Regions from separate parts of the Homo sapiens genome. Here region 2 is linked to region 1. Evidence: chromatin loops called from intact Hi-C (ENCODE). Cell type or tissue: HepG2. All regions are shown on one strand. Each heading gives the region's core, and the rest is flanking DNA. Links, peaks and the distances in the headings are about the cores only.

What was found. Peaks named below come from ENCODE experiments on the same cell type or tissue, not always from the same donor. Only the 100,000 strongest peaks of a DNase experiment are listed, where the experiment ranks them.
Region 2: it touches region 1 in a loop (2.9-fold over the local background); 16 of 110 quality-filtered maps call a loop at or near these places.

Annotation. Positions count from the first base shown.
Region 1 is chr20:44,393,169-44,396,074 of GRCh38, reverse strand. All of the region lies in intron 1 of HNF4A (hepatocyte nuclear factor 4 alpha), which reads right to left. HNF4A-AS1 (HNF4A antisense RNA 1) reads left to right here and starts at 413. Exons shown (of 3, transcript NR_172878.1): 1 at 413-622. In HepG2, for the core only: no CTCF peak of the experiment used is centred there; DNase peaks (open chromatin) are centred at 414 and 1,384; H3K4me3 peaks cover 2,415 bases.
Region 2 is chr20:44,448,245-44,451,150 of GRCh38, reverse strand. LINC01430 (long intergenic non-protein coding RNA 1430) reads left to right here and starts at 594. Exons shown (of 3, transcript NR_109893.1): 1 at 594-614; 2 at 1,061-1,191; 3 at 2,097-2,374. In HepG2, for the core only: a CTCF peak has its summit at 1,742 (motif pointing right); a DNase peak (open chromatin) is centred at 1,740.

The DNA.
Region 1 (2,906 bases), core at 201-2,700:
AAGGACTTCGGAATTCTAAGGCACTGGAGCTGGTGGTTTCACTGCCTCAGTCTTGCAGGGGAACTCAAGGACCTGAGAAGTAAAGCACCTTATCCCGGGGTATAGGCAGGGGCAGGGGCATCCTCCACACGCCTGGCCACCCCAGGGCTGCTTGGCATCTTCACTTCCCCTTGGCGCTCACCACACCATTATCTCCTATCTTTTCTTCCCCACCCACCACTCCGGGAGAGGTGCAGAGAAAACTGGGACTTATCAAGACAAAGAACAAAAGTCGTGGAGGAAAGAAGCCAAGAGCCATCTCTACTCTGGGGTAGGGCCCTTCAGTTTTGCCCCTTTGAAATTTCAAATTCCAGTTTGTGGACAAAGTCCTAACTATCTCACAATATAGGTCCCCAACCACTGACCAAACTCCAGTCCAGGCAGCCACCAGCTGGCCTGGTCTTGCTGCTTCCTTTAGCGGCTTCCAAGGTCCAGGGACAGGGGGTCTGGGCCACCAAGAGGCTCTGCTAGGCTGTCCCTGCAGCCACAGCCACCCCACTGGACCCCTGCCTCCCATCTGAGAGGACAGCCCTCTTCCTGGAGCTGGGATCTGACACTTGCTGATACCAACGGCAGATACCAGGTAGGTCCCCTCCCTTTCTCTTCCTTGAGCTCCTAAAATGCCACTCATACCACCCTCTGCACTCGGCAAAGGCCACTGTGGCTTAATCAAATCAGGCACCCACAAAGCTTCAAGACTGGAAAAGATGCCTTGGCTAACCCACCCATTTAGTGGACGGAAACACTGAGGCCGTCAGGGGAGTGGCAGCTGGCCACAGACTGAACCATAGACTTGGGGCCCAGACCTGGGGCCCCTCACGGAGCCTCAGAGGGTGAAAGGGACTTGCTCAAGTCCACGCAGCGGTGGTGGGTGAGCTTTGTCTTAACAACGAGCACTTTCTACTTCATCACAGACCATGAGTGGCATTGTGTTTGTTCACCCGATGATGGGTGGCCACTGGCTTGTTCACCCGATGATGGGTGGCCACTGGCTTGTCACAGGAGTATTTCCGAGAGGAAGATGAGGGAGCTTGGGGCTGAAGGCCAGTGGGTTTGGAAGGAAGCAACATTCATGTGGTTAACTGATAACTGGGCCCCATCCCTGGGCCTCCTTCCTCCCTCCCTGTCCTTAGCCTGATTAAGACCAACTTACCCAGCTGCTAATCATTGCTGAGCCTGTTGATTTTGCCTTAAAAAATTAACTGGGCATGAGTTTGCGGTTTTCCTCACCCCTAACCCTGAAAAGGCCTGGGTGGGCAGGAGGCCTCCAGGGTTATGCAAGAGGCCGCTGGCCTCCCAACGCATAGCCCACGGCCACCTCGGCTGCTCTCCAAAGAAGAGGCTTTGCTCAAGAGTCAACAGTCTGCTTGTTCCCCCTGTGCTGGGTCCTGAGCAAATTTGCTCTGTTACCAAAGAGAGATAAAGGCAGCTGGGGGAGAGCTTTCCAAACAGGGATGGGAAGCGGCAGCTTTGAGCTTGGGGTTCTAGAACTCTGCAGTGTCAGAGCCAGGAGAATCTTTAGGAGGATGTGGGCTGGGGTTTTTCAAGCTGGGTTCCGAGGCTCCCAGGAGCCAAGGGTATGCATCCACAGGCCCAGCTTCAACCAGCGACTCCCTTTTACATGTAGTCTTAATATTTTATTTGAGGGTTGGAAAACCACTGATTCAGCCCCATCCCCTCATTGCACAGATGGGGAGATGGAGATCAGAGGGGGAAGTGACTTGTCCAAGGACAGAAGGTCACCTCGGGTATTCAGGGGCTCCAGCCAGCATGGGAATGAATGGTGGGCTCTCTGTGGACCCGGGCAATGTCTTGAAAGACATTGGTGAACAAGACGGCTCTGCAAACGCCTTGCCATGCCGTTCTCCCCCTCCTCCCAGGGCTGGCTGGAAGCAGAGAGGTGCCTGAGAGCCATTGGAAGACCCAAGTCAGGGGAATGCACCTGGCTCTGTGTCCCATGGGCCCTGTGAGGATATGACCAGCAGCCAGGCACTGCAAACCGGAGACTACGTTATAATCCATCTCAGCCACGTCCTGTCTCTGGAGGCATCAGCACTTTGGGAGGCTGAGATGGGAGGATTACTTGAGCCCAAGAGTTTGAGACCAGCCTGGGCAACATAGTGAGACCCTGTGTCTATTTTTTAAAAAGATTTTTTAAAATTAAAGACAGATGCCCAGTCCCTATCACAAAAAAAGATGTAGAGCCCTGCCCTGACTCTCTCCACCTCTCTGAGCCTCAGTTTCTTCACCTGTAAATTGGGAATTATAATACTTAACTTCCAGGGTTGTCATGAAAATGAAATGAAGCAAAATATACACATTGATCATCATGGCCACTGGATATGCAGCTGTTTTAGGAGCTTTGCATGTGTTACTTCCTTGATCCTCCCAGCCACTCTGGGAGGTAGGCAATGTTTTCACCAATTTTTTACACACCAGAGGCACAGGGAGGTTGAGCCATATACCCATGCTCACACAGCTGATGAGAAACAAGAAGTGGAATTGGAACTTGGGCAGTCTGTCTCTAGAGTCTGTGCCTCTAACTCCAGGGCTACCCTTCCCTTCCAGGGATGCCAGTGAGAGATGGCCAGGAGAAGGGCAGAGAGCAGGGCACTGTGGGAGATGCTGACTGTAAGGCTCCGGAGGTAGGGCAGAGAGTATGGTCTGGAGAATGATCAGGAAGGAAGCCAGGAGGACTTGGATCTGTGTGGGTGGAGCTTCTCCGCAGGCTGCCTCCTGCCAGGTGGCTTATGACATCTGGGCTGAGGGTGTTGCTGTCCTCCTGTTTATGTTCATCCCTCCTGTTTATGTTCCTGAATTTATCTGCAGGGGTGACCTTGGGAATTAGATGCGGCCTTCCCGGCCCT
Region 2 (2,906 bases), core at 192-2,691, 55 kb before region 1:
CGGGCTTCAGGCAGGGAGCAGTGGGAGACCCAAAGTCTCCGTGCTATTGATATTTGGGGCTGGCTAATTCTGTTGTGGGGGATGTCCTGTGCGGAGTAGGATGGTTAGCACTATCTGTTGCCTCTGCCAGTAGCATCTTCTCTACCAGTCATGACAACCTAAAGTGTCTCCAGACATCACCGAATGTCCCCTGGGGGCAAAGTCACCCCAGATTGTGAACCACTGGCTTAACTGAAGCAAACTTAATGAAGGAAGTGTTTGCAGAGGTGAGGCATGCAGGGACTGGCAACAGTGGGGAGCTGTTAGCACCCCAAGGCCAAAGAGGTGAGAGAGAGAATGGTGTTACTTGACCCAGAGATAGCTGGAGCCATATAAGTGAGGCTAAGACAGGAGTTAAGACCATGGAGAAATTCAGCCACTGCCAAAATTAAGGCAAAACAGGGAGGGAGCTGGGGGTGGCATAAACATGCCCAGTTCTCCCTCATCCTGCCCTTTTATCTCTGCCGATTCCTCCCCTTGGCTGAATGTATTGTGATGTCAGAAGGCACAGGTGCCTCCAGGCCACAGAGCAGGACAGACAGGGTTGGAGATTGGACCACTCGTGTGTGGATGAGGTGGGTAAGCAGAGAAGAACCATCACAGGGAGGCAGGAACAGGCCCCAGAAGACAGGACATTTGTGTACTTCTTGGAGGACGTGTACTTCCCCAGTTGGAGAAAGCTGGGAAACAGTATCTCACCAGCAGGAAGAGCAGGCATGAAGCCATGGAGCTCTGAGACAGCCTGGCTCCCTGCATTGTTTATTTAATTGTGATTGTTTGTTTGATTGATTCTGCTCTGTGTGCATGTGGTGAAAGTAAAACATTTCAAAAGGTACAAAAGGGCATAAAATGAGAAGTAGGTCTTCCTCCCACCCCGACCCCAGCTACCCAGCCCCCCAACACCCACCCCGAAAGCCATCTCACTCTCCGGTCTCTCATCGCCTTCCGGAAATAGTTGGTGCACATGCTAGCTTGTGTCACTTAAACTCCTAATTTGATTTAATTTCACGGGTGTTTACAGAGCCCCTACTGTGTGCAAAGAAATGAACTGAGCTCTCTGGCCTCACACCCTAAGCCCAACCCTGATCCACTAAGCACTGGCAGCTTCAGGCCCACCACTGCTGGCCTCCCATCTCTTTCTCCAAGCAACGGGTAAGCCTGTCACAGTTATGTTGTTCAATTTATTTTATTTTATTTTATTTTATTTTTTGAGGTGGAGTCTTGTTCTGTCACCCAGGCTGGAGTGCAGTGTAGCTATCTCAGCTCACTGCAACCTCTGTCTCCCGGGTTCAAGCGATTCTCCCACTGCAGCCTCCCGAATAGCTGGGATTACAGGCACCCGCCACTACGCCCTGCTAATTTTTGTGTTTTTAGTAGAGATGGGGTTTGACCATGTTGGCCAGGCTGGTCTTAAACTCCTGGCCTCAAGTGATCCACCTGTCTCGGCCTCCCAAAGTGCTGGGATTACAGGTGTGAGCCACCATGCCCGGCTTCAATGGATGTTTTGTGGATTGGACTGAATTAAAACTGAACCATTGGTGAGAAGCAAATTAGAATGCAGGAGACACATAAACCTTGGGTGTGGTTCAGGAGACCATGTGTTTTGGGGAGAGGAGTGAGGGTTCTGTCTCCAAAGACTTGCTCTTGCTGGAGCCAATGGACAGTTAGTTGTCTAAGAAGGGAATGCCTATAGTGTGACCTAGAGGGGGCGCTAGAGTGTGAGCAGGTTGGGACTTGATCTGGCTTAGATCAGTCCAGGGAAGACCAGATCTTGCCTGGCTACCCCCAGCTGGTGTCTGTAGCCCTTGGGGGAGTTTAAGACCAGGAAAGGGGAGTTTCTGGCCAGCTGCAGAAATGGGGAATTCCACAAACAACATGTAAACTTGTCGGTACCCGGAAGCAAACAACCAAATCTGGGTATCAGATGCCCAGGCAGAAGCCGGGAGGCCAGAGCAGCCCAGGTCTCCAGGAGCAGACAAGGACCAGGCTCTTCCTTGCCTGCCCTGCTCTTCCCTGCTGATGTCTTGTTCTCTCAACACCCGGCTCTTTCCTGACAGTGCCTGTGTGTTGAGCACTTCCAGACAAACACGCCTGCCATGATGGACCACATTTCTGTGCAGATGCTGAGTACACACCGTCTCCCACTCCCACGGCTGCTTTGCAAGGACAGTGTTAATGATCCTCACTTTGTAAACAAGGAAAACTGAAGCTCAGAAAGGAGGGATGGAGGGCGGTAAGGTTGGGCATCCTACACATATGGTGATATCATTGAACATTTTGTGTTGAAGAATGATGGAGTGTTGAACACAGAATCAGAGAATTTTACTTTATTTTATTTTTTGAGAAGGAGTCTCAATCTGTCAACCAGGCTGGAGTGCAGTGGCGCGATCTCGGCTCAGGGCAACTTCCACCTCCTGGGTTCAAGGGATCCTCCTGCCTCAGCCTCCCGAGTCGCAGGGATCACAGGCATGTACTACCAGGCCCGGCTAATTGTTTTGTGTTTTTGGTGGAGACGGGGTTTCACAATGTTGGCCAGGCTGGTCTCAAACTCCTGACCTCAAGTGATCTGCCCACCTTGGCCTCGCAAAGTACTGGGATTACAGGCATGAGCCACTGTGCCTGGCCAAGAATTTTAGAATCATAAAATCTAGGAGTCCTGGGCTCCTAGGTTACCAGTATAACCCACACTGCCACCAACTCCCTGTCCATTCCCCACACTGTAAATGAAATGTCTCTCTGGGGCCCACCTCCCATTCACTCAGGCCTCTTCTCTCACCTGGGATCTTGTTCCAGACTTGTCTCTTGTCTCTCCTCCTTCCAAACCCGTACACAGGAGCCAGAGGCATCTTTCCAAACTACCAAGCAGA